Regions from separate parts of the Homo sapiens genome. Here region 1 is linked to region 2. Evidence: chromatin loops called from intact Hi-C (ENCODE). Cell type or tissue: Caco-2. All regions are shown on one strand. Links, peaks and the distances in the headings refer to the core of each region. The heading gives the core; the rest is flanking DNA.

The links. A loop is a pair of places that touch in the nucleus more often than their neighbours do. Peaks named below come from ENCODE experiments on the same cell type or tissue, not always from the same donor. Only the 100,000 strongest peaks of a DNase experiment are listed, where the experiment ranks them.
Region 1: a loop joins it to region 2, with 6 times the contacts of the local background. A loop is called at or near these places in 3 of 110 quality-filtered maps.

The regions. Positions count from the first base shown.
Region 1 is chr10:52,587,498-52,604,021 of GRCh38, reverse strand. All of the region lies in intron 1 of LOC105378305 (a long non-coding RNA gene), which reads left to right. Among named protein-coding and RNA genes, the nearest start is that of LNCAROD, 130 kb to the right of the region's middle. In Caco-2, for the core only: a CTCF peak has its summit at 8,645 (motif pointing right); a DNase peak (open chromatin) is centred at 8,515.
Region 2 is chr10:52,298,782-52,315,305 of GRCh38, reverse strand. PRKG1-AS1 (PRKG1 antisense RNA 1) reads left to right here and starts at 1,178. Exons shown (of 6, transcript NR_038277.1): 1 at 1,178-1,672; 2 at 1,821-1,908; 3 at 5,769-5,906; 4 at 13,906-14,045; 5 at 14,468-14,793. It overlaps DKK1 (dickkopf Wnt signaling pathway inhibitor 1), which reads right to left and starts at 1,025. Exons shown (of 4, transcript NM_012242.4): 1 at 629-1,025; 2 at 221-383. The coding sequence starts at 871. In Caco-2, for the core only: a CTCF peak has its summit at 6,938 (motif pointing left); a DNase peak (open chromatin) is centred at 6,875; H3K4me3 peaks cover 760 bases.

The DNA of each region.
Region 1 (16,524 bases), core at 4,636-12,635, 290 kb before region 2:
TAGCATGTGTGATGACATACTTATTGTGATTACAATTTTCTTAGGCATTTTTTTCATTTCTTATTTTTAGGTTTGAGTTTTATCAAAGCACTGCAGATACTTGATAACAAGTCAAATACTACAGAAAAGTTAGTGAAAAGCAACAGTTATGCCCTTTGCCCATAGCATGCATTCTATAATTTTTATGATGCTTTCATAACTATATGTATTTGAACTTCTATTTACTGTTTTATCTAATTTAGACAATACCTATTAGTTCTCCAACACGGAAAATAAGGATTTCACTCACCTACTGTATCCCATTCCCCATCTATTTACACATATCAGAATTTACAAATTATTTGTTAGTTCTTATACTGGTTACCTTTATAAGCTTTAATATACATACTTATAGCTCTGATTGTTACGCTATCAATTTTTCACAGTACTTTTTCATTCCTACTTTGTAAAATGGGGCCCCAGTATTTCTCTACCTTTTCTCTATTTCCCATTTTTCTGTCAACTACATTTTTAGTTGTACATTATCAAAATTGTGAATAATTTCATTCTGTCTGACAACTACGTAAAGTCTTGATACATATTCTTATCAGTAGGCTGTAAAAGTTGGAGATCAATTGCAGGATTTATATTATTATGACTATGAAAATAAGATGATATGGTTAGGTCAAGTGATATGCTAGAATTATATTTTCATGTTTAGAGTTTTATTGCCTCAACTCTTGGGCAAATCAATGGAGACTGTTCCTAGCATGAGTGTCAAATGAACTTTTCCCTTTCTATGCCTCATCAGTTGCTCAAAATTATGCTTCATTTGAGTTCCTTTCTTGTTTGAAAGAACTAGTTATTGCTCTTAAAGTTTCTAATGTCCTTCATTTAGTTTCTTGAAGTTTTCCTTTATCATTCACTACTTATTATTCTCCAATTCTCTATCCTATTATTGATGCTATAAATCCTTTCGCACACCTTTTTTTTTTTTTTCTTATAGATCTCTCCCAAATCCTCTCTCCCTGCTCCTGTTGATTGGGTGCCCTCACCTTGCTGCACAGCGGTTATGATGGACTGTCCCATGACTGCTTTCCTGGTTTGAAAACTTGGACTCTTGAATCAAATGAATTCCACTTCATATGCTTTTATTTTGCAGAAACATTTCAAGTTAACTTCTCAAGGAAAATCCTTCTGAAATGTAAAATTACTGAATTCCTCCTTGTAAGTAAAAAAGTTCTCATTCTGTACTCACACTTGAATGCTGGATGAAGGGTCTAGGTTACATTACTTTATTTCAGAACCTAAAATGCTTTCTTCCTTATGTCTTCCAAAATACCATATTAATCAAAGAATGTGATTTCATTTGCTATTTTTTTGCACACAGCTTGGTTTTTCCTTTCTGAACTCATTTATGATTTTATTTTTATCCTAGGTATTCTGAATAGCAGTCTTTGAGTTAAGCACTTTTGAGATCCCCAGAGCAGTTTCAATGTCACTTTAGGTAGCCTGTGTGCCTCGGGTGCCAATCTTTTTTTTTTTTTTTTTTTTTTTTGAGACGGAGTCTTGCTCTGTTGCCCAGGCTGGAGTGCAGTGGCGCGATCTCCGCTCACTGTAAGCTCCGCCTCCCGGGTTCATGCCATTCTCCTGCCTCAGCCTCCCGAGTAGCTGGGACTACAGGCGCCAGCCACCACGCCCGGCTAATTTTTTGTATTTTAGTAGAGACAGGGTTTCACCGTGTTAGCCAGGACGGTCTCGATCTTCTACCTCGTGATCCGCCCGCCTAGGCCTCCCAAAGTGCTGGGATTACAGGCGTAAGCCACCGCGCCCGGCCCGGGTGCCAATCTTAATGTATCAAATCACCAACTTTTGAAGACCCAGGATAGGATAATCACAACTAATAAAGTCAAATGCCCTAATATTTTATTTTATTAAGATAAACTATAAATTTATTTTATTGGTGATGAATTTTTCTTCCAAAAGGATTAAAGATCTAAATTTTAAAATAATAATAAAATGTGCTGGCACTTAAAAAACACATGGGTATACACATAGCTTATTCTGGAAATGAAAGACTTTATAGGCAATGATTAAAAGGAAGAAACAATAGAGAAAAAGATTGTAAGTTTAATTACATAAATTTGAGAAGCTTCTAAACTAAAAAAAAATTAAAATATAATAAGGCAACTGAAAAACTGAGAAAATTATTGCAAGATCGCCATAGACAGAGGTTTTATATTCTTACTATGAAAATGAACTCTTAGAAATTGAAAAGAACATGAAGGTAAAATTATTTTTTAAAACATGAAAAACTATCCCAAAAGATAAAAAATTCAAATATCCAAATAGGTGACTCATAAAAGAGAAACTATAAAAAACAAATGGAAAATAAATTATGAAAATATATTCATTTTACATAAAATGCAAAGAGCAAGAAATTTGCCTTTTTTACATATCAAATTGCTGAACCAAAAATATTTTTAAATTTTAAAATAAGATGTTAATTGATTTTAAATTAAGATGTTATTTAGTGATGACATGCTGTGAGGAACCAGGTACAAGCTCTTGTACCCAGCTTGTGACACTTAAAAGTTGTAAAATGTGCTGGGTGCGGCGGATCATGCCTGTAATCTCAGCACTTTGGGAGGCCGAGGCGGGCGGATCACGAGGTCAGGAAATTGAGACCATCCTGGCTAACACGGTGAAACCCCGTCTCTACTGAAAAATACAAAAAATTAGCCGGGCGTGGTGGCGAGTGCCTGTAGTCCCAGCTATTCAGGAGGCTGAGGCAGGAAAATGGCGTGAACCCGGGAGGCGGAGCTTTCGGTGAACCGAGATCCCGCCACTGCACTCCAGCCTGGGTGACAGAGCGAGACTCCATCTCAAAAAAAAAAAAAAAAAAAAAAAAAAAAGTTATAAAAAATGTATAGCATTCAGTTGACCAATATATATACTAAAGACCATAAAAGGTTCATTTTCTTTGACTTAGTAATACCATTTCTAGAAATCTAAGCTAGGAAAAAATTAAATCAGGTGAGTATGTAAACATGCATGTGTGAGAATATCCAACACTTAGCTGTTTATAATAAAATTAGAAATAACCTAAATGCCCAAAAGTAGGGCTTATGTCTGTGTCATATTCAGATAAGTGTATTAAAAACGATGCCATGTCTACATATTTACTGATATAAGAAGACACTGAGATATTGCCCAATGGAAACTGCATCTTCAAAACAGCATATATATTACAATTCCATTTTCAAAACTGATGGACATAATTGAAAAATTATTCCTGATTTGATCCAGAAGCTCAAATACCATCATATAAAATTATTTAAAAGTCCAGAAAAACAGATGCAATTAACATTAAGAGTGGTGTTCTCTGGACTGTGATTTTGGTTTTCTTTATAATTTTCTGTATTTTCTAAAATGTCTAAAACAACGAAGTATTAAAAGTGAGAAGAAAATGAGTTAACTGAATCTTCTATTGAAAGATTTTATTTTGGTGCCTCTTGACAATCAGAGAGCTTCAGCATGTAAATTTTCTAGTGATGTGGTATGGAATAAACTTCCATTTACCATGATAATTTCAACTTTTCTTACCTCACTTTTCATACAGGACTTTGCATTAATCTCACCACAGTAAATTTGTTTTTCCCACATTTTTTTTTTCTTTCTGTGGTCTCATGTTTTCTAATTATTTAAAGAGAAGCACTCATTCTTTACTTGGACAAAATATTATTAATATCCCCACCATTTGGGATGATATTTTTATAGGGTATTATAATAGGTTTTTATGTATGAATTTGACTATTAAATTGAAATAATTTACACTAAATACAGATAGAAAGAATAACTTATTTAATCAGACCAGATGATATGATTAAAGCCATTGTTCCTGTAGACAGACAGTAGGTTATGTACTTATCCAGATAATTTGATTACTGTAAACAGTCAACTTTGCCTGAATTATCTGGATAATTGCCTCACTTCTCCATTTTACATAGCCTAAGGTTCTAGGTTTATTTTTGCTTCCCACGGACCACTTTCTGCAGTGATCAGCAATCAGAGAAAATCAGATTATCACTCTGTTTAACCTTCCTGTGCCTTGGGTAATTAAGTCAACAAATTAGCTAAAGGCTCCAATGCGGAAGGGGATTGGTAGACTGTGGTTAAGACACATATTTACGAATTTTCCCTTAAGCTGCTTTTTTTTTTTTTTTAAGGAAGCTTTGATAAGAAGCATATGATCTCAATTATCATTAACTCTTTGTGGTTTCGTGTTTGGGAGCTTGAACTAGACTTTAGAAGGCCTAGGACCCCCTTCCATGTGTGCCTGAGCAGTATATTGGCAGACCATTCACATTTTCCATCTCATTATCTCACATCGAGAAAGCAGACTTAAATCACTCTTCACACACTCATTACAGACTGAGGGACTATACTTACTTGAGCAGGCTGCTTTGGGATTTTCTTTAGTGACTTTTGGTTATATGCTTTTGTAATCAACTGAGCGTCTTTCTTTAAGGCTATTTTTCAATACGAAATTCTTTAAAATGAAATCTCTTAAAATCTGAGGGAAAGGTATAGACATAAAAACAATTCCTATCATATACAGATAAATAAGAACTTAATAAAAATTTATTGCTATTGTTTCAAAATCTAACCTTTATTTTTTAATGTTGTTTTGTTATTTGTTTTTCAGTATTTTAAATTTAGTTTTTCTGTAGAAAAGTTTTGAAGGATACCAGAATGTGTAATAGCTGATGTGTCATAATATCATTATTGATTATACATATTGATAAGCTACTCCAAATATTAACCTTTGATTCAGAACCAGGAATGGGCTTAGCGTGAGGACTCGCAGGACTTGGCCAGTTGGAATGCACAGGCTGATGAGCCCAGCTATGTCTGAGTGCACAATTTCAAAGGAGCATGTCTGTCTCACTAATCCTGTGTAAATGTGTAAATCATTCAAGGTCTAATCAAATAAAGTGTTCTGTCTGATGGAACCCTTCAAACATAGGGCATATAACTTCAAGAAAAGTGGAGTTTTGTTCTGCAAATCATCATATAAAACATTATATTTGTGATGAGGCAGATTTTCTGGTTATCTATGTATATATTATACTGCCATAGAAGTAAGAAAAATATTTCAAATACTATCACTTTGGTATATCACTCCCAAATCTAATAGAAAAGTGGCATCCGCTAAAAATAAGGACTTGGAGAATATATAATTGTACTTTTCCACTCATTGCTTTGATGAGAGAACAATTCTATAGTGCCTACCAATACTGAAATTAATGTAACAGCCAAAGCCACAGAAACACTTGGATAAATAGTGGGTGTTTATGGCAGTGGGATTTTGACATTGTGGCAACACTCTTTATTACAATTTTATTTTGAAGAATTGTTACTGTTGCTCACTTTTAAAATAATATTTGAGTTTGATAACCATGCATTAATCAGAAATCAGCCTATTGCATTTTACTGTACAAAGGAACCATTACTGAATCTAAAAACAGTTGATGATAGTGACATTATCACTATTATTAATTTATAATAGTGGCTATTTTCCTGTTATTAAAACCATGTGAAAATTTCAATTAAAATTAACTTTTTAAAGCTGAGTAACCCCAGGAAAGAGACAATGCCCATCTTTTCCAGGGGCAGGGAACAAGTTTCTGTCTTAGCTGCATGTAATCCTCCATAAAGATGTAGAAATTGAAGAGTACCTTATTATACCACAGATAATTTATCAATTTCATTCTGCAACTGAACAACTTCCCTATTCCTGGTTTGCATGGAAGACAGGCTAGATTAACTCACTGAGATAAATATTCCCCAAGATTTTTATGAATTACAAAAGGTTTTTTTTTTTTTTTTGCTATTTCAAGAGGAGCATTTTATTGCCTTGGTAGCTGAAAACAAATCTTCATGTATTATTCCAAATGACTTGCCCAGTTTGCCTCCTAAGATATGGATCGAAAAAATAAATATTATATTTTAGATAATGAAAGTAATGGGTACCCAATGTGAAACTTGAAAAATGGGTAAAAAAATAAAAAATAAATAATGGTCATTAAGTAGGAATATTTTTATACATTTTTAGAGTTTTCTGTGAATAAGTATTTTCCACAATTGAGAACACATTGCATATTATCATTTCAAGTCACATTTCTTCCTGACTTAGTATTATAGCATGTGTATATCATTTAGAATTTATTATATTTCAAGGGTCAGTAAACCCAATTCAAACTGGCTGAAAAAAATCCAGGATATTATTGGCCATAGAACTGAAAAATCCAGCAGGAGAAGTAGATTCAAGCACACACCAAAAGTTCGTCTGGGCTCTGGTTTTATTTACTTTCACTTCTCTCAGATTTACTTTCTTTACTTGGCTTTTCCTCATATTAGCTTCCCTTATGGTATGGAACTCAAACCACTAGAATCAGTTCCAGACTTTACACCCTCTTACCACTGTATTCAAAGAGAGATATTGTTTTCCAAAGCTCTTATAAAAGAAAATATTTTTTCCAATATTTCTAGAAAAATATCAATGGTACACTCTAATGAGAGATGTTTAGATCTGGTGCACGCCCCTAAAACAATCTTTAAGACAAGGGAACATTTTTTTCTGATAGGCTTAGACTTGGGATACATGTTCCAACCCATCTGGTCCACACAGACCAAGTACTATTTAATGCACTTATAACTACCACCTTAAAAGTATCTATGCACTTATAACTACCACATTAAAAGTATCTTCACAAATATCATTGTAATGTCGGTGTACTATCTCATTTTACTGTTATATCAACATTTTATTTAACATGCTTCTCTTATTAGATATTTAGGCTGTGTCCAACATTTCTTTTTTTTTTGTTGTTGTTGTTGTTGAGACGAAGTCTCACTCTGTCACCCAGGCTGGAGTGCAGTGGCGGGCTCTCGGCTCACTGAAAGCTCTGCCTTCTGGGTTCACACCATTCTCCTGCCTCAGCCTCCTGAGTAGCTGGGACTACAGGTGCCCGCCACCACACCCAGCTAATTTTTTGCATTTTCAGTAGAGATGGGGGTTTCACCATGTTAGCCAGGATGGTCTCGATCTCCTGACCTCGTGATCTACCCACCTCGGCCTCCCAAAGTGCTGGGATTATAGGTGTGAGCCACCGCACCTGGCCAACATTTCTGTAATGTAAATCATTTTGCAAATATCCTCTTTTATAAATATTTGGCTGCCTCGGGTTTTAATCTTTTAAAGATTACTACAAGTATAGTAGTTAGACCAAAGAAAAAGATATTTTTCTTTCTTATGTTGCTTTTTAGAAGAACCATATACCTCATATGTAGGGATACCTATCTATTACACCCTTGCCAGCATCATTTTTTAAAAATCAAAACTTTGTAATTTGTGAAATCATATACATCATGGTTATTTTTATTCAACTTTATTTACTTTACTAATGAAATTTATATTTCTCTTTAGTAATAATTGAGAATAGTAATTGGGCACTACTGTCCACCAATTACTAGTCTGGACTTAGATATATCAGATTATTTCAACATCTTAAAACCTATATAATTAATTAACTTGCCAAAAGTAAAATAAATAGTTAATGGATGGCCATCCAGGATTCAAATCATGTTTACCTGACTCAAATCTAAGCTTTTAATAATCTTGCAAAACTACTTCCTGAATTATCCATAGCAACTATTTGTATTTCCTACTTTGTTATTTGGTTATAACATTTACTATGATTCACTGGGAAGAATTCTAATCTCTGCTTGTTTCCAAAATCTAAAATAGCCAAAAGGCATCACAATTGAATTCACTATAGAATTGAAACTTTTCTAAGGAAAAATGAAAAATCTGGTGAAAGTCAAAGTCACAGTTTCTACACAGATTACTACCATTCTGTCATTCAGCACATGGGTGCTAAACTGAAATGCTCTACATAACTTTACATTATTAATGTTTGCAAAAGGCAAAAAAAAAAAAAGAATTTATTGCTTTAGCCCTCTTCTCTACGTCCTTGTCTGTCTGTCATGGCTGAAAGCAAAGTCTACAAGTGTTAATAAGATCTCTCTACAATTTGTATTTAAAATGCTTACAAAATTGGAAATGGAAAGAGTATCTTGCCAACTTACACTAATATTCCCAGTTCATAGGTTGAAATATGAAAGAGAAGATTATAAAACTTGTATCTATGTGTTTGTATTAGCATGAAACAGAATTACATTCACAAAAGGCCTTTATGATTTTGCTAAAGAATATTCAGCACAGATCAAAGAAACACATTATTCTTATATTGTGAACATAGTAAGCCACAGGAAAACTTTTACCTTTTGTAAAAGTTTCTGGGGCATCAAGTTACCCACTGGAAGATGAATTTTTACATCCTAATTCATTTCACCAGAAATATTTATAAGTCATATGTATTTCTCTGTCTCTCTCTCTCTCTCTCTCCGTCTCTCTCTCTCTCTCTCTCTCTCTCACACACACACACACACACACACACACACACATACACACGTGCGCAGAAAGATACTTATGGGAGGTCACATTCTACGTATCTATTGCACTTATATCACTTCAAAAAGTCACCAGTAGAGGGAGTAAATAATTTGAAAATCAAATTAATTTTGATTTATTTTTTAAGTTGTATAAATATTAACCTATTTCTGTAAAAGATCTGACTAACAAGTCCCATTATTACTTATGCAAGATTTATAGCTGTGTAAGACACTCTTAAAAATATAAAATATAATTACAAATATAAGATTTATAACTGTATAACTCTCAAAAAATAAAATATAATTATAATTACAAATATAATTTATAAATCTCTTAGTAATCTAAATCATAATCACACATGTTAAAAAAAGAATATGGACTTGAATCAAATGGACCTGGGTTTTTCTCTCCTTGCTCAGATTTTTTTCTAATTGTGGAACTTGAGACAAGCCATTCAATTTACCTGTTTCATTTTTCATGTCTTCCAGATGCAACCACATAATAAATCGAGATATGATGTCACAGAGTATAGGATTAAATATAATGATGTATGTAAAGTTATTAGCATTAAGAAATATTAGGGTTTTTTTTTTTACTTCATTAGTTTTCTCCATCTATGCGTAATTCACCTTGCTCTCTTCCCACCTCCCTTTTGAGTATCAACAACCTCTAGATTGGAAAGGAGTGAAAAGGCGTTGAAATATCTCTCTCGCAAGTTGTATTGTCCACCACTACTTGCTCTACCACATGATACACCACTCTGACTTCTCTCAGCTCTGCCATCTCCTTAATCTGTTTTTGGTATTACCTGAAATTCCAAGACACAATCCCTTCAAAAATAATGTATCTCCTCCCCGAAGACATCCTCCCCTTTTCTATTCCATTTCTTCAGTCACCATAGCAATATCGCACAACGCCGTTGAAGTATATCAGAGTTTCCTAATGGGTTTGGTCATCTGAAGGGATTTAGAGTGTCCATGACAGAAAATTAAAGAAAAATCTCTAAATATTCCCAAAGTCTAATATAAAAAAAACCATGAAATTAGGGATTCTTCAGTCAGGATATTCTCTTCAGGAGCATCCATTGCTCTTGAGCTTCTTTTCTGAACTCAGGTTTGAACTTTCTAGAAAGCCCTCCTTCCTCTAACCTCTTCTCTGAGAGTTACCACCCTTAGGGAATACAAACACAAGCTCACAGATGCTGGTCTTACTTCAGGCTCACTATCCTCATAGAATACTTCCCCAAGACTAAGTTGTCTGCTTGACATAGTACCCTAGACCTCCAGCAGGACACCCAAGGTGTTGCTTGGCACCTCATATCCCACAGAACACTCTGATTGTGAAAAGGCTATTCCAGTTTGCTCCTCTTGAAGTCATCTGTTTAATTGTATTATGGTCAGTGGATAGCTGTTGGAGTGTACCTGGGAACACACACACACACATTTCAATTTCCAAAGGACAAAATTTTTATTCTCAGAGTTCATTTAATCCTACAGGAAGGAGAAGCACATTTTCCTAATTGCATCAGTATTTGCAAGGTCACCCATTTTACTGGGTGTTAGTAATTCACATTTTAGGCAGGGCGACATGATAGTTCATTTGTTTCACCTGAACAGACTCTCAATTGTGCACTCAGACCTGCCCTAAATAATACATGAGCCAACTGATGACTTACTTATCTGCTAATTGTGACTGCCATAACCACACAAATACTTGAGTTTACTCCTTATAAGGGTCCAGTTAAATGGAGCAGCGTTTTCCTAGTGTATGCCCCACAGCCGACCTTTGAGAAGGCACAACGAAGTGTGTGCCAGAGGCTCATAGAAGGTAGGAACAGATGCTGCTTAGCATAGGAAAAGTGAGAGATGTTTCAGTGTTAGGAAATGGCATACTGGTAGAAAAATAGGCAGAAAAAAGGTTAGACTCACTGATATGAAAAGAGAAAGAAAGAGTTGCTTACTAAAAAAGACTTGCCTCCAAGTCAACAAGTGTAAGATAAACAGGACTCATGATTGCACAAGTAAAAGTGTCTTGTGATTACACTTCCTATATCCATTCTTAATAAGCTAATCTTGCTGATTTATTTTCCTTTATGTATTTTTTTCCTTTTTTAACCAGAATATTATTAGTACAGAACATGCATCTTCCTCTCTACCTAAAATCAACACATCTATGTTGAATTCCTTGTACATACCAGGCAAAATGCCAATCACTGGAAAAATACAAATAAAATACAAACCGATTGATATAGGCCAGGATCATGTGCTCCACCTCCAAATTCTTGACTGGTGTCAGTCTCACTCAAACCACCTGTCCTCAGAGAAGAAGGGTGGTTCATCAAAGAGATTGGGATACGTGATCACCAAAAGAAAAGTGAATGGATTATGGGGGGCCAGAAAATGAGGTCTCCACCGTATCAGGTGTGACTTCTTATTTCTAAGACTCTAGCCAAAGGGCTCAAAGGGCAAGATTTTATATTTCATATAAAACAAAAAATTATGTTGCTGACTTTTTTTAAAAGATTATTCCTATTTATGACCTAAACTTTAGAAATCTTTTTGCATACCCGAACCTTATCACAGCAATGCTACACAGTACCTGGTCCACGTTTAAGTACTGGACCCAGCACAGGGGTGGCAAAAGTAATCAGCAAAAGACTCTAAGAGGGAAAAATACATGAGAAAAAGAATCAGGGCAGTATAATGATAGTAAGCTTGACTACACTGGATATACAGGCATATCTTGGAGATATTGTGGGTTTGGTTCCAGACCACCCCTATAATAAAAATATCTCAATAAAGTGAGTCACACAAAATTCTTAGTTTACTAATGCATATAGAAGTCATGGTGGAAAGGGGCAGAGTAAAATGGTGGAATAGAAGTCATCGCTGATAGTCGCCCCTACAGGAACACTAAATTTGACAACTATCTACATCAAAAACACCTTCATAAGAATTACAAATCAGGTGAGTACTCACAGTACCTGGCTTTAATTTCATATTGCTGAAAGAGGCAATGAATAGAGTAGGAGGCCATCTTGAAATGCTGAAGCCACCTGTCCCGCCTCTTTCCTCACACACTCTTTTCCACAGTGGCCCCATGGTGCAGAGAAATCTGTGCCCTTTGGCAGAGGGTTAGCTCAGCGATTGTGAGACTTTGCATTGAACTTCGTGCTGCCCTGTCAGAGCAGAAAGCAAAACCCGGCTGAACTTCGCTGATGCCCGCCCACCAAGGGAGCATTCAGACCAGCCTGAGCCATAGTGGAATTGCCCAACCCAGAAGTTGAAACTTGAGTTCCGGCTTCTCACAAGCCTCACCACCATGGGCTGAAGTGTTCTCAGGCCCCAGATTGAAAGGCAATCTAGGCCACAAAGACTACAAGCCCTAGTTCTGAGCTGGGCTCTGAACCAGTGGAATTTGGGGGCACTCGACTTACTAAGGCACTGGCCAGGCCAGCTAAGGCAGTGCTTGCACCTCCCCTCCCCCAACCCCAGGAAACACAGCATGAGTCTCCAAAAGAAACCCCTTCATTCTGCTTGAGGAGAGGAGAGGGAAGAGTACAGAGGACTTTTGTCTTTCATCTTGTATAGTAGCTCAGTCACAGTAGGATAGGGCACCGGTCAGAGTTGTGAGGCCCCCATTCCAGGCCCTAGCTCCTGAACAACATTCCTAGATACACCCTGAGCCAGAAGGGAAACCACCTCCTTGAAGGAAAGGACCCAGTCTTGGCAGTATCCATCACCTGCTGACTAAAGAGCCATTTGGCCCTGAATAACCAGCAGTGATACACAGGTAGCACGCCATGGGTCTTGGTGAGATTCCGAGACATTTGGGCATCAGGTGAGACCCAGCACATTCACAACTATGGTGGCTATGGTAATGAAGTGGCATCATTGTCTGGAGTAAGTACCTAGGGTTTGTCATCTTGTGCTGAGAAGATTAACGACACGGACACACACACACAGTGTGTTAGGGAGCAGAAAGCTTAATAGGGAGAAGAAAGGAGAGAGGAGAGCAGGTCTCTCTCTTTTGGGAGAGAGGCATCTGAAAAGAGAAGAGCTGTGACTGCAGCAGATTTTATAGGCAGGCTTGGGGAGGTGGCGTCTGATTTATGTAGGGCTCACAGATTGGTTCAACCAGGTGTGATGTTTACATAGCACAAGGGAAAGGCTAGTCATCCCATCCTAATCTTATTATGCAAATGGACTATTTGGCTGGCACCATCTGGTCTGTTCCTACAAGTGACTGGCAAAGGGAAGGGAAGATGGAGTCACCATTTTGAACATGTCAAGTCCTAGGTAGCTTTTTCCTGCTGGCATTCGCCCGTGCAAGCTTCCAGCTTGCTTGTCTATGTCTGCAGCTTGGTTTTACAGGCTACTCTTTATTAGAAAATGATTTGGGGGCTGCTCTTCATTAAAAAGGATAACCTTACTGAGGACTCCCATACCTTCACTATCTGCCTAAGTAGTTTCCTCTTAACTCCTATATCAGTAAGACTCCTGCTTGAGAAAAGCAGAGGGAAAACTAAAGGGGACTTTGCCTTGCACCTTAGGAATCAGCTTGACCACAGTTGGGTAGAGTGCCAAGCACAATCTTGGAGTCTCTGATTCCAGGCCTTGGCTCTTGGACATTATTTCTAGACCTGCCCTGAGCCAGAGGGGAGCCCACTGCCCTGAAGGGTGAGTCCCAGGCCTGGCAGCATTCACCACAAGCTGATTGAAGAGCCCCTGGGCCTTAAGTGACTATCAGTGGTAGCCTGGCAGTACTTGCTATGGGCCTGTGGTGGTGGTGGCCAAGGGGTGAGGCTCTTCTGCTTGAAGAAAGGGAAGGGAAGAGTGAGAAGGACTGTGTTTTTTGGTTTGAGGGCCAACTCTGCCAAAGCAGAATAGAACACCAAGTAGACTTCTAAGGTTTTTGACTCCAGTTAGATCCCAGACAGCATCTCTGGACCTACTTGGGACCTGGGGAAATCTTGCTGCCCTGAAGGGATGAACAGAAGACTGACTGACTTGGCCATCTGCTGATTATAGAGCTCTAGGGTTTTGAGCGAACAGAAGTGGTAGCCAGGCAGTAATTACACTGGGACTTGGGTAAGGCCCAGTGTTGTGCTGGCTTTAGGTCTAACCCAAAGCATTTCCAGCGGTGGTGGCCACAGAAGTGCCTGTGCCACCCCACCCCCAGCCCCAGAGGCTCCCTTTGATTGGAAGAAAGTAAGGCAAGAGAATCAGAGTCTCTACTTGTTAATCCAGAGAATTCTTCCAGATCTTATCCAAGACTACCAAGGCAGTACCTCTATGAGTCTGTAAGAACCACAACATTACTGGACTTGGGGTGTCCCCTAATGCAGATATGGCTTAGATCACAACACTCAAGTCCTTTTGAATATTTGGGAAGCCTTCCTAAGAAGGGCAGGTACAAACAAGCCCAGACTATAAAGTCTACAATAAATACCTAACTCTTCAATCCCCAGACACTGACAAACATCAACAAGCATCAAGACCATTTGGGAAAACATGACTTCACCAAACAAACTAAATAAGGCACCAGGGACCAATCCCGGAGACACAGAGATATATGACCTTTCAGACAGAGAATTCAAAATAGGTGTTTTGAGGAAACTCAAAGACGTTCAAGGTAACATAGATAAGAAATTCAGAATCCTATCAGATAAATTTAACAATGATAATAAAATAATTAAAAACAATCCAGTAGAAATTCTGGTGTTGAAAAATGCAATTTACATACAGAAAATGTGGCAGAATGATCAAGCAGAAGAAAGAATTTGTGAGCTTGAAGACAGGCTATTTAAAAATACACAGAGGAGACAAAACAAAAAGAATTGAAATCAATGTAATATACCTACAGGATCTAGAAAATCACTTCAAAAGGGCAAATCTAAGGGTTGTTGGCCTTAAATCAGAAGTAGAGAAAGAGATAGAGTAGGAAGCATACCCAATGGGATAATAAAAGAGAATTTCCCAAATCTAAAGAAAGATATCAATAGCCAAGTACAAGAAGATTATAGAACACAACGCAGATTTAACCCAAAGAAACATGTCTCAAGGCATTTAATAAACTCCCAAAGGTTGAGGATAAAGAAAGGATCCTAAAAACAACAAGAGAAAACAAACAAATAACATATACTGGAGCTCTAATAAGTCTGGCAGCAGACTTTTAAGGGGAAACTTCACAGGCCATGAGAGAGTAGAATGCCATAAAGTGCTGAAAGAAAAACATTTTTACCCTAGCATAGTATATCCAGTGAAAATATCCTTCAAACATGAAGGAGAAATAGAGACTTTCCCAGACACAAAAAAGCTGAGGGATTTCATCAACACCAGACCTGTCCTACAAGAAATGCTAAAGGGAGTACTTCAATCAGAAATAAAAAGACACTAAGGAAAAACAAGACATCATCTGAAGGTACAAAACTCACTGTCAATAGTAAGTACACAGAAAAACACAGAATATTATAACACTGTAACTGTAGTGTGCAAACTACTGTTATCTTAAGTAGAAAGACTCAAAGATGAACCAAACAAAAATAATAGCTACAACAACTTTTCAAGACATAGACAGTACAATAAGATAAAGTAGAAACAATAAAAAGTTAAAAAGTGGGGAAACAAAGTTAGAGTGTAGATTTTTTAAATTAATTTTCTTTTTCCTTGTTTGCTTATATAAGCAGCATTAAGTTGTATCAGCTTAAAAATCATGGGTTATGAGATAGTATTTGTAAGCCTCATGGTAACCTGAAATCATAAAACATACAATAGATACACAAAAAGTAAAAAGCAAGAAATTAAATCATACCACCAGAGAAAATCACCTTCACTAAAACTAAGGCAGGAAGAAAAGAAAATAGAAAGAGAAGAACACAAAACAACCAGAAAGCAAATAACAAAATAGCAGGAATAAGTCCTTACTTATCAATAATAATATTGAATGTAAATGAACAAAACTCTCCAATCAAAAGACATAGAGTGGCAGAATGGATAGGAAACAAGACCCAATGATCTGTTGTCTATAAGAAACACACTTCACCTATAAAGATCCGTGGATAGACTGAAAATAAAGGGATGGAAAAAGATATGCTATGCCAATGAAAACCAAAAAAAGAGCAAGGATAATTATACTTATATCAGACAAAATAGATTTAAATACAAACCTGAAAGAAGAGACAAGGAAGGTCATTATGTAATGATAAAGAAGTCAATTCAGCAAGACGATATAATTGTAAATACATATGCACCTAATACTGGAGCACCCAGATATATAAAACAAATATTACTAGAGCTAAAGAGAAAGATAGTCCTGAATACAATCATAGCTGGAGAATTTAACACTCCACTTTTGGCATTGGACAGATGTTCCAGACAGAAAATCAAAAAAGAAACATCAGACTTAAACTGCAGTATAGACGAAATGTACCTAATAGATATTTACAGAACATTTCATTCAACAGCTGTAGAATACACATTCTTTTCCTCAGCACATGCATCATTCTTAAGGATAGACCACATGTTGGGTCACAAAACAAATCTTAAAATATTCAAAAATACTGAAATAATATCAAACATCTTCTCTGACCACAATGAAATAAAACTAGAAAGCAATAACAAGAGGAATTTTGGAAACTATACAAACACATGAAAATTAAACAATATGCTCCTGAATGACCAGTAGGCCAATGAAAAAATTAAGGAGAAAATTGAAACACTTCTTGAAACCAATAATAATGGAAACAAAACATACCAAAACCTATGGTATACAGAAAAAGCAGTACTAAGAGGGAAGTTTATAGCTATAAGTTTATAATGACATCAAAAAAGAAGAAAATAAATAACCTAACAATGCATCTTAAAGAACTAGAAATGCAAGAACAAACTAAACCCGAAATTAGTAGGAAAAAAAAGAAATAATAAAGATTAGAGAAGAAATTAATGGAATTGAAACAGAAGAAAATACAAAAGATCAACAACATGAAAAGTTGGTTTTTTGGAAAAGATAAACAAAACTGACAA
Region 2 (16,524 bases), core at 3,689-11,688:
TCAGAGACCTCCCAACTTCTCTCTTCTTCCCGATTAAACACTTGCAATGAAGATACTTCAGCGGAATCCTGCATGCTGAACACCCATTTGCAGGTGGCGCCGCAGTGTTCTCAGGGCGGAGATTTCTCCCCCCACCCCCCCCAACCCCCCGCCCCCGCCCAATTCATAGACGCTCAAAGGCTGGACAGTTTTAGTGTGAAAGGGAGCTTTCAGGACTCACCATTTTTGCAGTAATTCCCGGGGCAGCACATAGCGTGACGCATGCAGCGTTTTCGGCGCTTCCTGCAGGCGAGACAGATTTGCACGCCTGCGTCCCCTCCGCGGGTGGGACTAGCGCAGTACTCATCAGTGCCGCACTCCTCGTCCTCTGCGCACGGGTACGGCTGTGGGAAGGGTTCGGGGAGAGGGTGAGGCACCCAGACGTCCAGGTACCCGCCCTCTTGGACCCGGGCGCTGATCACAGTCCTTATCTGTCCACCTCTCCAAAACCTGTTACTGCCCACTGCTCCCAAATGCAGGGTTACCAAATGCTCCCTGAACCGCACACATTCAGCACGTTCTACTCCCTCGTCTCCAGATAGGACCCTTTCAAGGTCAGAGCATCCTCTGAGTGCCCGACCCCTCTCACCTGGTAGTTGTCAATGGTCTGGTACTTATTCCCGCCCGGGTACAGGATTCCCGGCGCGGCGCTGACTGCAGAGCCTGGGTGCCCCGCAGCGCCGCCCAGCGGTGGGGGCAGGTTCTTGATAGCGTTGGAATTGAGAACCGAGTTCAAGGTGGCGCTCACTCCCAGCAGAGGGTGGCCGCCGAGAGCCGCCGCTACCATCGCGACAAAGACCCGGGTAGCTCCCGCTGCGCCCAGAGCCATCATCTCAGAAGGACTCAAGAGGGAGAAAGAAAGAGAAAATGACCGTCACTTTGCAAGCCTGGGTCCCCACGAAACCGTGCCGGTTCGGCTGCAGAGTCAGGGTCCGGGAGCCCCCTGCGGTCCCAGAGTCCTGACTGCAGGGAGCACAGAGCTCTGCGCCGCCACCGCCACCGCGGCTGCCTTTATACCGCGGGCCCGGAGCATTCCGGCCCCTTGGGAGGGAGACAACAAAGCCGGGATGGGATTTCAAAGCGCTGGGAGGGGCTGGGAGGGGGTGTGTTTGTGTACATGAAGGGGGGCCTTTGACACTCTTCACCCCGCCCCTCCCTTGCTTAGTCGCTCGGCTGGCCCGGCTCACCTTCGGGGTGAAGGCTACCAGCGAGCGTTATAGCAGACGACTTTAATAAATGCAGGCGGCAGCAGGAACTCTGGGAACTTGGGTGCCCTTGCCTGGCAGTAAGGGTTGAATTATCCGGATCTGAAATACTTTACAGAGCCGAGGGGTGATAGGCTCTGCAAAAGCACTTTTTGCCCCTCTCCTTTATGCCAATACTCGCTGACTGTGCACACAAGTCATATTCAGTATTAAATACAAACCGGTCTGTAATTCAATGGCTCTAGCAAGACGCCTCTGAGAGGGCCAGGTGGCGGGTGCAAGTTGCTCATTAACCCTTTAGAGTCGCAGTTTGCAGATCTGAGTTAGATCCCCGGCTTTGAGGTCCTTCAGTTGCCCTCCTCCCCCACCTCCCCCCGCCACTGCGAGAAAAATGTGCAAAGAGAAGGAAATTTGCACATCAAACGAGGGTAAGAAGGAAGAAGAGCTAATTCTCTTTTGATGGGAAGTTTAGAGAGGGAGGCGAGAGACTGGCGTTTAGAAATTAGATCAGGGGTGGAGGGAAGAGGGAAATGACCATCCGATAATCAAACCATTTAATGTTGTTCTTTGAATCAGGGCAATCGCGGCGGTAGATGAACTTGATTAGGCAGACGCGTGAGATCAAAGTGGCCGGGACCAAAGCGGACAGGGTCCAACGTGCCAGGTCAGTCGCCTTTCCCCGGTTCTCCCTTCTCAGTGGTGGGCTAATGTGGAGAAATAAGAAACCCTTAGGGCTTAGCGCCTGACTTCCTCATTAGTATATCACATCGCAACGCTTCCGAATGCAGGGTTTGCTCCCAAGTCTTACCTTGCACGGGACCACGCAATACCCTTTCTAGGGAGAAAAGAAACAACCTTGAGGAGAAGAAGAGCTGAAAGTGAATTAGAAAGTGAATTTGACGTCATTGAAATTGGTGTGTGGATATAATAAAGTAAGGCTGGTGTATAAGAATGATGTCATGCTTATAAATGGGAAATGATCTATTTAATTCAACAAAAACTTATTGGAAGCCTAGAGCCCTGGCATTGGGCTGCCCTCTGGGTTGTTACCTTATTTTTATTTTTTAAATTTTTTGGTGAGATGGGTGGTGGGGGGAGGGGCACAGTGAATACAAATATTTATGAGACACAGCTCTCATTTTAAATAATAAAGTTCTCTTTATTCTAATTACAGTAATAATAAAAGATGTAGTAACAATAAAATTATAGCAATAAATATAAAAGCATACATAATTCTTTTAAAAACAGGTTGATATTATAAGTGTCAGAAAATAAGCAACTGTTTTGTGAGTTTGGAAAAGGGAGAGATGATTGAATAATCACTATTGAATTAAAAAAGAGTAAGATATATTTATTTTGTCTTCCTCTAAGCTGTATAGATTTAGGCTGTCTATAATGACTCCACATGCTGACCTACTATAGTCAGAACTGGGGCCACCACCAAGTAAAGCCAGTGACAATCTTAAAGTAAAAAAATCCTAAAGTTTACTGGGAGAAGGAGTAATTAAAACACAATTTACTATGGTCTGTGTTCTAGTTCCTTCAGTTTCAAAGGTAATATTAAGAAGATCATCTAAACAATTCTTGAATGGTACCCTAGTTATATTAGTGTCCTTCCCATCCCAAATTCCATCTGTCCAGGAAATTATCCTGTCAGGAATCAATGCGTTAAGCACCTTCAGTGTACTAGGAAATCTGCAAGCTGTGTTAAGTTTGAATGACTTTGAAACGTAGAGAAAAATCCGCCTGCCAATCAGAAGGTTGAAAATGTTTCTTTTTAGTCCTATTAACCTGTTTAAATATTTTGAATCTAGAAATATATTTGTGCCACACTAAAGGCCAATCTCTTGCCTTTTTTTCTGAAGAGATAGTATATGATTAATACATTTAATGAACTTGGTTCATTAAAAGCTTGGCTTCACAAAAAAAATCCATTGCCTGGGGCAAAAGAAGAGAAAGTGGAACAATTTAATCAACAAAAGGAAAATTCTGTTATAACAAAGAAGCTTGTTGCATAAATTCAACCTTGATCTCTGAACACATATCATTTGTCTATTATGTTTCAATATTCACTGAGTCTGGACAGAATCTGTGGTATTGAGCTAGGAGAGCTAAACCAAGCATAGAGTTTCAAGAATGGGCTAGCTTCTACCTCCTTCCTCAGCTTTCACATTGCTCCTGAAGTTGTCATGAGTTTAAAACTAATAATGAGTTGGTCAATATCTGAGTTCCTACTTTGTGCTAAGCATTATACATGATATTGTGTGATAAAAGATGAGTTCACATATAATCTACCTTCAAATCATTTAGTGGGCAGAGGAGAGGTAACCTCACAAATTATTCAGGGGAGAAATTACATGGGTGGTCCTCAGAGAGGGCTAAGTACATAGCAAATCAAACCTTTGTTCCAAATGAGGAAATTTATTTTTTCAGTACTTTTTCTCCATTTGAAAATCCTTTCCAGGATGTGGTTTGTTCATTGGCAACAAGAGTGCAAGGTAGATAAAGAGGTATAGTAAAACTCATTGTTCCATCAGCAGCCAGTTAATATTCGGTGAGTATCCATTATTGGGAGCATATCTCACAATATGAAAGGCAGGCTTCTTGTCCTCAGCTTTCAGTCTGTGACTAGTTGGGGAAATACAACATACTTACATGGGGCTGGGGGTAAAAATTTTTCCAACATCGATTATATTTTGGCAGATACTAGGTCATGGAGAGCAAGAAAAATGTGCAGGAACTGTGACCAACATGTCTTAGGAAGGAGAGAGGGTTCTGGTGATTGTCTGAGTCTCTCTTACAGCTGGGTGACAGAGGAGGTGGGAGCCAGAGTAGATGAATTTAGTTTATTAAACTGAGTTTATTTAGTCCTGTAGGGAACCCTGCCTCCTATTCAGTCTGGTATAAATATGATCATAATTAATGTAACAAATTTAATATTTTGTATTATATTTTTGAATAGGTGAAATATGCTTATCAGCGTGGAATTGAACCTCATAACTCGGGAACAGCATGCTAACACATGTCTTCTTTATATTTTAAGTGCTGGATGCCATGCATAGAATATTTCTCAACCTTTTCATCCATGAGGGAGACAGACAAATATACTCCAAAACACTCCATGCTATTCACCAACTATTTTTCCATCTCTATTATTTGTGACTGCTGATTTTTTTTATTTTATATATTTTTATATATTTTTTGAGACAGGATCTCATTCTGTCGCTCAGGCTGGAGCACAGTGGTGCAATCGTGGTTAACTGCAGCCTTGACCTCCCAGGCTCAAGCGGTTCTTCCACCTCACCCCCAAGTAGCTGGGACTACAGCTGCATGCCACCACACCTGGCTAATTTTTAATTTTTTTGTAGAAACAGGGTCTCACTATGTTGCTAGCCAGAGCTGGTCTTAAACTCTTAGGCTCAAGTGATCCTCCCACCTTGGCCTCCCAAAGTGCTGGGATTACAGGAGTGAGACACCGCGCCCAGTCTACTGCTGTATTTTAAATTCCCTTCTTTCCTCTTTTCTTTTTTCTCTCCCTCCTTCCCTTCTTTCCTTCTTTCTCTTCATTAAATCAAAAGAAGCAGATTTGTTGCCATATAATTTTACTTTGCTAGGAAAATACCGCATACATATCATTCCTTACGGTGGGTGTTGCCAACATTTTTGTTAGTGTCAATCTTGAGTATAGCAGGGATTCCTCATTCCTGATGTTTTGTAAAAAATGATATGACTTTCTCATTGACTTTTAAAACAGTTTGGTCTTAATGTTCTTCATGATGTTAAAAGAACTTTTAGACCTGGTCCATGTTATGACTCCCCTGAGAGCTGGATTTTCTGCACTCCCCAGTACAAACAGAGGGCAAGATTTGACCGTGATTACATTTATTTGGGCGGTGGAGATGGCCAGCCCAGATAAATCAGGCTCCGTGGTAGCTTTCTAACCAAGCTCAGAAGATGTGTTTTACTGGAGTAAGACATTAAAAGCTAATCTGAGAGTAGAGGCTGGGTTCCAGCCTCTAAACCCAGTGAAGATAGTGCCTAACCAGATAGATATCTGCCTGCATCCTTTCTGAGGTCCTGACACTCAGAAAGGTCTGTGGTGGTGGGTATAGGGAGTGCAATGTCCTCTTTGAGTCCCCAAAGGATTTAACATCTCCAACCCTAAGGATAGGCCAGTGTCTGCAGAAAGCAAGATGTAGGATCCCATGACACAGTCTCCGCATCTACAGAAAAACAATTTTCTTCCATGTCACTGGGTTCCTATTATTACCTCCTTTATAAGACAGATCTTCTCCCAGGGTATGGCCAAGAAAGGCATCGTGCCAAGGAGTTAAGAGGCTAGGGATGGTACTCTGTATAGGGTGTCAGCCATAATCTGGCTCCTAAATATGGGAAAGCCATTTAACTCTTGGTGTGGTACTGGCTTTTCTTTATAAAATGGGATGCAGGGGAGATGGAGAGGTTCCTTTTCACTACAAAAGTCTCCCTTTCTTTCTCTCTCTCTTTCTTTTCTTTTTCTTTCAGCACTGCCAAGAGAAGGCCTTTTGTACTCAGGTTAAATAAGAACATCCTGCAAGGAGTCTGTTCTTTTATGCAGCCTAAAGATCAAGTAATAATCATTGACACTGATACTGAGCATGTCGATTTTGAAGAGACTAGCATGTAAGTATTAAGTGCCTGGAAATAAGGTGAATTACTTGGACCAGGCGACTTTTTAAAAAGTGTGTGTGTGTGTGTGTGTATGTGTGTGTGTGTGGAGGTTGTTTTCCCATCACAAAATTGGTTGTAATATTTAAAGCTGATGTTTTCAGCTATCACCAGTTCTCCAACTGGTGAATTGTAAAGGACCTTAAGGTGAAAAGTAGAAAGTAGGACCTTAAAAACACTTTAGTCTTGACACCCAGTCTTAGAAATGCTGAAGAGTGGAAGATGTAGGCTATTAAATAGAACTATTAACTTTTGGCGGGGAAGAGCAGGAGGGATGTATAATTAACTCGTGTAAGGATTCTTCATCACCCTTAAGTTACAAAAGTAAAATAATTTTCAGAGGAGTCTAGGAGTCCGTGGCAGGAGTCACGTCAGGGAACTACCTGGCTGGCCAACCTAGGGGCTCCCAAGCCTGAGTCCTTCCGCAACGGCCCTGCCTCCAGTGCGGGCGCGTTTCCCAGCGCGCAGGCCCCGCGCCCTGCACGGCGCAGCACGGCGAATCCCCCATTATTGTTCACGCGCTCCCAGTGCCGGGTGCTCACGGTGGCTGCACTTGGGTGTCACAACCCGTCGCTAGCATACAGTAGTGTAAAATGAAGCTTGTTTAAAGACTCTCTTTGATGAGCGAAGATCAAACGGCCTGGGGACCCCCGGTCTTAATCAGACTTGAGCCAGGATGGCATTTTCACAAATAGTCCGTTTGCTCGGCTTTGAGCAGACTTTGTGCTCAGCACATTCATCCGGCTGCGGGGCGGGTAATCCCGGCTGAAGCCCCTTGCCTGGTCGCAAATCCATTCACACTACAATGGCTGCTGTTGGTTTGCTGTGTCAGTTCATGGGCAAATAAATACAGGGCCTTTCTGACTTAATTAGAGGCGGGTGAGGGGAAAGGCGACTGAGGGGAAGATTAAAGCTCTGAGGGACATCAGGCTCCGCGGTGTCTCCGGCGTCCGGGGGGAGGTGGGAGAAACCCGCTCTTCTGCTGCCTCCTGGTGGAATTTCCGTAGAAGTTCTTAGTAGGGAAAAGTATGTATTAATCCTGTAGTTATATTTATTTTCTAGGTCCAATTACTTGTGTATTTTCATAACTCCCTATGCTGCAAACTCTCTAAAGCCAAATATATTTTGTCCTTCTTAATATTCCACATAATGTTTTGTTGAAAAATTAAATCTACACATGGTAGAATTAAAATAATAAGGTCTGGTACTGTCACCACCATATACTTAAAAAATAAAAGGGAGCTGGGGTGCGAAACTTAGGTTCTTATTAAATGTTTTAGTTTGGTTGAAGTTCAAAGGCTCTATATTGCATTGCTGGATAAAAATGTCTGGGTCTCCAGATTAGTATGTTAATATATAATGTTATAGGGAAATGCTAGGCTAAACAAATATTAAGAAAGCTCAAACAATGTAACTATTCAGGGAGAATGAAAATATAACAGAATATGCTTTTTTAATTAATTTGGATAATAAAAATATTAATCTCAGATTTACATTTTCAAAAGGAAGATAAAAACATTCAATAGTTTATGCAAAACAATAGTTATAATGTACTATTTAACAGTTTCACTTCATTTGAGTCAACATGATGCACAAGGAGAAAAGGAACAGCAGGAAAATTAATAAAACAACATATTGGAAGTGCAGGTCCTAGCATAGTATATGCAACTGTTAACATATATGTTAATGGCAGTTGTGCATTTTATTGATAGCCAATATTTTAAACTAGACCCAATTTTGTTCTTCTGTCTGATGTTTTTTGAAGAGTTCTGGCAGAAAAAAAAAAGTTCTATTTTTTTTAAAGATTTCTTTTAAAGAAGAAAAGATCATGGAAGATGTGTAAGAAATGCCATCTCTAAACATTCAGTTCAATATGAATTGTGTACTCATTTTGTAGCTATCAGTTAGATGCTAAGTAAAAAATTGTATACTATTATTTTAGGATGATATTCTAAAATATATTTATAATAATGACTTTAAAAAGCACATCGACCTCTATCAAAACCTCTCAAAATGTCATTAGTATATTCATTATACTTGTCTACATTTCCTGATTGTGCTATTTTCTCCATCAGTATCTCCATCTTCTCATAATATTACTGCAATCCAGCTGATTCTGTTTACCACGAGAATCATATTCTTTAAAGTAAGCTCTAAGTTTGAAAAAGAAATGAAAAACATTTTGCAGATACCAACAGCTTTGTGAATTCAGCAGAGCCACAAGCTTACTTAGAAGCTATGGAAGCACTGAGGCAGAGTAGAGTGGTGAATTAGCTTTCTATTAGGGGCATATTCTTCTACGCCTTCCTGCTAATACCATTTACTAGTATCATTTACACTAAGAATTTTAGAAGGGAACTGTGGCTAGAGCTGTGAAGTCTAAAGGTTTAAAATGCATGTTTTCTTTGTATTTAGAGTTCCTGATTTGCAGGCAAAGTCCTAAACTTGTTTGAAAAATTACTTTGCTAGGGTTTAATTCACAGCTGAGATTAGAAAAATAAGTAAGTAAATAAGTGGAACTTTTTTTTTTTGGAACTTTCTTACAAGTATGTAAAGAATAGGAGAGAAACAGATTTTTTTTCCTGTTTTTATAGGCACTGAAAGGCAAATATTAGTCAATTAAAGGTGCTTTTCTTTTCCTTAAAAAAGATCTATCGAGGCCAGGCATGGTGGCTCATGCCGATAATCACACTTTGGGAGGCTGAATCAGGAGGATTGCATGGGCGGGCCCAGGAGTTCACAACCAGCCTAGGCAACACAGTGAGACCCCATCTCTACTAAAAATAAAAAATTAGCCGGATGTGATGGCACATACCTGTAATCTGTAGTCTCAGCTACTTGCAAGGCTGAGGTGGGAGGATTGCTTGAGCCCAGGAGGTGAAGGCTGCAGTGAGCCTTGTTTGCACCACTGCATTCCAGCCTGAGTGAGAGAGTGAGATCCAATCTCTTAAAAAAAAAAAAAAAATCTAGGCCGGGTGTGGTGGCTCACGCCTGTAATCCCAGCACTTTGGGAGGCTGAGGTGGGTGGATCACCTGAGGTCAGGAGTTCAAGACCAGCCTGGCCAACATGGTGAAACCCCGTCTCTACTAAAAATACAAAAAAATTAGCTGGGCATGGTGGCTCATGCCTGTAATCCTAGCTACTCAGAAGGCTGAGGCAGGAGAATTGTTTGAACCTGGGAGGCAGAGGTTGCAGTGAGCCAAGACCACACCATTGCACTCCAGCCTGGGCAACAAGAACCAAATTCCAATCTCAAAAAAAAAAAAAAAATCTATTAAGAACTCTGCGGGTCCAAGAGCTCTGATGTGCAAGGGTAGGAGAAGATGGAGTCCCTGATCAAGAAGAGAGAGATTTTTCCCTTCCTTCTTCTTTTTTGTTCAGGCCCCCAGTGGACTGGATGATGCCTGCTCATATTGGAGAGGACAAGCCTTCTTTACTCAATCTAATAATTCAAGTGCAAATCTTTTCTGGAAACACCCTTAGAGACACAACCAAGAATACTGTTTTACCAGTGATGTGGGTATCCCTGAACCCAATCAAGTTAACATATAAAATTAATCATCAAAGACAATTTCAAGTGAAAACTGTGACTCCACTGACCATGGAAATGAGAAGATGTGCTCACAATTATACAGTGCTTTCACCATATAGGTACAATTTTTTTTTTTTTTTTTTTTTACCAGAGTCTTGCTCTGTTGCCCAGGCTGCTGTGTAGTGGTGCAACCATAGCTTACTTCAACCTCAAACTCTTGGACTCAAGTGATCCACCTGCCCCAGCCTCACAAAGAACTGGGATTATAAGCATAGCTAGAACTACAGATGCACGCCACCAGGCCCAGATAATTAAAAATGATTTTTTAAATAGAGACAGCATCTCACTATGTTGCCTAAGCTGGCCTTGAACTCCTAGCCTCAAGAGATCCTCCAGTCTCAGCCTCCCAAAACACTGGGATTACAGGTATGAGACACTGCACTGAGCCCCATACAGATACAATTGATATAAATAATTTCAAGAGGATATGCAATAGTACAATGAAGTAATATATTTAGGTAGTAATAAGTTTTGAGTATATATTTTGAGTATATATTTTATATAATTTTTGTAACATTTATATACTATTATTTTAATGTACTTTAGTTGTAAGTTTATGCCATTTAATTTTTAAAAATTGTAGTCCTTGAATATTGACTTTTATATATATATCCCTTGTCCCAGGTGGCTATTAAACCAAAGCTCTACTTCAACAGACTCGAGAAATGTTCTCAGAGCAAATAAAGTTTCAGTGGCCCACTTTCATGGTTCCCGTGTTCCCTTAGATTTTGACTTGGCTTTTTCTTAGTATGTTGCCAACTTTTTGAGATTTTTAAGAGAGAGAGAGGGATGTAACATACACACCCACAGATACATATACATATACATATACATATACATATACATATACATATGTAGTAGCGTTTTAAATTTTCAGTAAGAGAGTTGATTCAAATAACTGAATCTGCCATTTCCCCCAAAATAAAAGTTTCTCACCTAAAAAATTATATAAATGTTGTCACACTGTATTATGCAATTTTTTCATTTAGCGCTGTTTCTGAAATTTAGCCATGTTAAATTTAACTAATGCATTTATATTCACTTTCATATAATATTCTATTGTTTGAATACACCAGATTTAATGGTCTATTATCCAGGTGATGGGCAGTTTGACTTCTAAATTTTTTACTATTTCAAAATTCTTCTGAAGATATGCTGAGATATATATATATATATATATATATATATATATATATATATATCTCCTAGTGAATGTGTATGAACTTTTTTTCTAGGAAATATACCAATGAAGAGAAGTGTTCAGTTATAGGATACAGACATTTTCAACTTTGTTAAATATTGGAAAATTATTCTTCCAATTTGTAAAAATTCCCATTTGTACCAGCAGATATGAAAATTTTACATTGCTCTACATTCTAACCAACATGTTGCTACTTTTAAACTTTAATTTGCAAATCTCATGAATAAAAATGGTTTATTTTAATTTTTAAATTTACAGTTCCTGGTAATGAAGTGGAGTATATATCCATATATTTCTGTTTTCTGGATGAGAAGACTAACCTAACTAAGTAGGTTAGTATAACCTTTATACACAAACAGATGAGGATAATTCAAGAAAGGGGACTTTTAGGCTACTCTCTTGAGATCATAGACAGAAAAGTCTAAAATATAATATTGGAGGCCAAGGTGGGAGGATCATTCAAAGCCAGGAGCTTGAGACCAGACTGTGAAATATAGCAAGACCCAATTTCTATAAAAAATAAACAACCTAGCTGTGTGTGATATGTGTCTATAGTCCCAGCTACTCAAAAGGCTGAGGCGACCTCGAGGATCACTTGAGCCCAGGAGTTTGAGGCTGCAGTAAGCTAGGATTGCACCACTGCACTCCAGCCTGTGTGACAGAGAGACCCTGTCTCTAAAATACATAAATAAATAAAATATAACATTGGTAAATCAAAAACACCAATATATTCAAAATGCATGTAATGACAAAGTTGAATTCATGCCAAGGAAGCATGGGTGGCTTAACATTAGATGTGTTATACATCTTCCACCAAGTCGACCACAATAAAAGGATTAAGAAAGTAACATGCCCATCTTAATGTATGCTGAAACAGAATTTTGATTTTTTAAAAAGATTGACCAACTAAGAACTCTCTTAATATGATCGTGTGTATGTGTATAAAACCTGTATCAAACATCTAATGATGAAATTTAAAATCAGAAAAGAGACAAGGATGCCAACTGTAATTTTATTATTATACATTTACGTGGAGTCCTAGCCAGCCCATTACTTCAAGAAAAAGATTACTGATTGGAACTATAAAGAGTTAAATACAACATTTCGTTATTCAGAGATGACAATATTATCTTTATAAATAACCAAAAAATAGACATAGACATTAATCAGTAAAATTTCAGCAAGGATGGTGGACATAAGAGCACTATGCAAGAAATTGGCAGGGCACAGTGGCTCACGCCTGCAATTCCAGCACTTTAGGAGGCTGAGGTGGATGGATCACTTGAGCTCAGGAGTTTAAGACCAGCCTGGCCAACATGGTGAAACCCTGTCTCTACTAAAAATACAAAAATTTGCCAGGCATGGTGGTGCACACCTGTAAGTCCCAGCTACTTGGGAGGCTGAGGCAGGAGGATTGCTTGAACCCAGGAGACGGAGGTTGCAGTGAGGCGAGATAGCACTGCTGCACTCCAGCCTGGGCAACAGAGTGAGACTGTTCAAAAAAAACGAAGAAATCAATTGAATTTCTCTGTGCCACTATTTTATAATATTCGAGAGTATAATATGTTAAAATGTTATTTTAATAGCAACCAAATATGTAAATGAATTGTATTAAAAATGCTTTTGAAGACATTCTATAAACTGTAAATAATGCTCACGAGTGGAAAAAGTTAAAATCATAAGGTTGTCATTTCTCCCATTAATCTATGAACTAAAAATAATTCTAATCAAAATCCTAAAAGGTGTTTTCATGAAACATGACCATATGGTTTTAATATTTATGTAGAATAAAAGGACTCTAGTGTGCCAAAACAATTTTAAAGACAAAAAGCTAGGGGGATGGAGGGACGGAGGGCAGTGGGGGTACCCCATAAGATATAAATAATATTTATACACCATGTTAACTGAGCCAGTTTGATAGTACTGCATAGAGTGGCAAATATACCAATGGAATATTAAATACACATTAAATTATATTTCTATATATACATGTGTACATATGTGTATATATGCATGTGTACATATGTGTATATATGCATGTGTACATATGTGTATATAGGCATGTGTACATATGTGCATATAGGCATGTGTACATATGTGCATATAGGCATGTGTACATATGTGCATATACACATGTGTACATGTGTGTATATGTGCATGTGTACATGTGTGTATATACATGTGTATACATATGTGTGTATATACATGTGTATACATATGTGTGTATATACATGTGTATACATATGTGTGTATATACATGTGTATACATATGTGTGTATATACATGTGTATACATATGTGTGTGTATACATGTGTATACATATGTGTGTATATACATGTGTATACATGTATGTGTATATATACATGTGTATACATATATGTGTATATATACATGTGTATACATATATATGTGTATATACATATATACGATATGCACACATATATATACATAAATACATATGGGTGGTTTAACATTAGAATATGTTAAACTGATATGTAAAACAAATAATATTGTAACCTTTCTGGCTGAATCAGAATTAGAAATCTGGAGCCTGTGGAGCTTACTCCCTGCATGTCCCCTTTTGTTAATCCAGGTACTCCTCTCCCTATTCCATCCCGGTAGACTCTGAGACATTACTTCAATGTTCTGAAGCTCTATGGAGAACTGAACTTGAAAATCATCAGCTCATTGCAAGCCTTTCCTTTGTGATCAGAGATTGGCAACCTTTTCTGGAAAGGCCCAGATAGTAAATATTTTAGGCTTTACCTGCCATGCAGCCTCTAGCTTACTACTCAAGTGTTGTTGTAACATGAAAGCAGCTTCAGACAATATGTTTGTTCCAATAAAACTTTATTTACAAAAACAGGCTGTGAGACAAATTTAGATGGTGCATCACAGTTTGCCAGCCCTGGCAGGGAGGTTGTAAGTGAAGGAACTTAAAAGCAGAGAGTTTTATTACCAAAAATAACTCTAATAATCTTCTTATGGGTCAGGAAACCAAGGCCCTAAGTAATTCACTTCCATTTACATAGTAATTTGTGGCACATGTAATTAGCAAAGGGTTACACAGAAGACATTTAGAATTATGGTTAAGATGGTATGTTGTTCCTATTCCAACTTGCTTTTATTGTAAAATCTCTCCACTCTCACTTCTTTCCAGGAACCTTGAAGAATCATGTTCTTCCTAGGAATTACAAATCCCCCGATTCCATGTCTAACATAATTTCTACTGGCCTCTTTGCTTCTCATGCTTTAGTACCAGTGCTTCTGAATTTGAAAGTCTTCATGCAAATTGCCCAGGTAAATCATTGCACCAACCTTAGATGGTCTGGACTCTTAAAATGTTTCCTTCCATTACTCTCTTAAAATGTATCTTTGCTATGTCAAGTTTGAGGTAGTTTCTGCCAGAAGATTGGGCATTTGGGTGAATTCAAGTCTTCACTGCAGTTTTTACTGCCTGTGACTCAGGGTCTAAAGATTTATTCTGTTATTTTCTGCCTGTTATTTTCTACAGTGATAAATCACCTTGCAGAGGCTAGGGCAGGCCTCACCTTTCTTTTGAATGTGACAGTTGTATCAGTCGGAATGGGCGAAATCCTGTTGAAATAGACAAAGCCAAAATCTTAGTGGTTCAAAACAACAATATATTCCACTGTAAAGCCTTTGGGAGTTGGTGAGGGGCTCCACTCCTTCTCATCACTGTCCTTACTCTGCTTCTGAAGCTGACAGGGCAGCCACTGTTGAGGAAATGCTGATCACAACATCACAGGTAAAGGAGAATGTAATGAAGCAAGAACTGGCTCTTAAAGCTTCTGTTTGCAGCAGTGACAAGGCTCACCTTTCAACCGCCAAAGCAAGTCAAAAAGCCAAACCTGACTTACATGGCACAGAAAAGTGCCCCAGGGAGGGAAATCAGACATTGATGAACTGTGGCCAAAATCCAGCTGAGCCAGCGCTCAGGTCACCAGTATCATTTCTCCCCAGAGGACTAAGAGTCCTCCTGCAAATTAACTCCTAGTATCCTGCACTGATGTACCAGATACCAGAGGTGGGTATACATATACATTTTTGGCTTTGCAAATCAAGACATGGGTCTATTCCTTAACAAAAAGTAGCTTATTATTCATAGCCCATTTTAATATGTTAATTGAAAGAACACTTCTATGGGTGGAATATAAATGCCATTTAACATTTCTGAGAGCATTTATAGGCTTTGGATGTCCATGATTCTTTACAGAGTTATTTTTTTCTGTTTACCTCATTTACCCCACCATTCCTGAAATGTTTCTCCATGGATCCTTTTCTCCTGCTTCTACCTCATAGAGATGTATCAAAATACACTAATGGGCTGGTTAAAAATTCAGATTCCTGGGTTATACCTCAAAATAACTTTGGATTATCCTAGAAACCTATGTTTTTATATTATTTCCCAGATACATCTTATGACAGTAATGTTTGAAAAACACTGGCTTAGATCCTATGTCTAGAGCTTGTCCATGAATTTTTATAAAATCTGTGGCCAGACTTTTGGGTTGTTAGAGATACCTTGTTTTCCTTTTTTTTTTTCTTTCTATAATTTTTTTTTGCACAAGTTTGAGGCTTAACCTGTTTGGCTTTGCTAATGGGCATGTAGGTAGATAGATAGATTTGTCTTTTGTTCCATAGACTCACCTTGGATAAAAAACAGCTGCCAGAGATAAATATTACTGTTTTATCAATTTATAGGACTTTTTGAGTTAGAAAGGAGAAGTCTGGGGACACAGAAGAAAGCTCTCAATATGACTCTCAATAAAAAAAAAAAAAGTTAGTGTGAAATTAACTGGGCATGGTGATGTGCACCTGTAGTCATAGATACTTGGTAGGTCAAGGCAGGAGGGTCCCTTGAGCCCACAAAGTCAAGGCTGCAGTTAGCTGAGATTGTGCCATTGCATTCCAGCCTGGGTGACAGAGTGAGGCCCTGTCTCAAACACAACCCACCCACACAAAAGAAACATTAATGTGGTGGCCTGTATTATGAGCATGACACACAGGGCTATAACTAAGAATCTAAAGGTAGGTCTGCAGGCGTAACATTGTAATATTTACACTTGGGTATCATTTGGATGATCACACAATCAATCCATTTCTTTCAAATTTAGAATTGATTCCTATTGTCATTCTTGAAAAATTGCACACTGATTTATTCCCACTGAAATTAGTATGCACAAGATGTGAGTGATGTAGATGCAACATCATCACCATCACTGACGTCTCCTCCTCCCTATCCTTCTAATGATTGTGTTGATCTGCGTGCTCCTCCCAAAACTGTGCAATTAGTACAAAAACAAAACCCTTTCATGATCAAGAAGAACACTCTTAGATTAAGGGTATGAAAAATCATATAACTTAAAGGATGGATGTTAAAAGCTTATATTACAGTTCTATTTGCAGAAGAAATGAAATTACTGGATGTGCAATCGTGACATAGTATTTTTTCAAGTGGTTTTATTGACTTTATCTGAAAAAGTTAACTGAATTTCTAGTTTTCATCAAACAAGGGTTTTCAACTCACTGTCACTGGCAATGTGAGGTCAAAAAGACAAAAACAATGTAATTGAGAGAATCTTCATGCTGCAGCCAGTTTTCATGTGTGCATCATTTACTGCAGAGAAGGACAAAGGGATGTAGAAAGAATATGTTTAACTAGGCTTTGGAGAGTTGAATTTGTTGTAATCATATTGTTCCCCAAATGTTTCTTCTTTGTGCATATGATGAAGCCAAGGAATCAGGTGAAAAATCC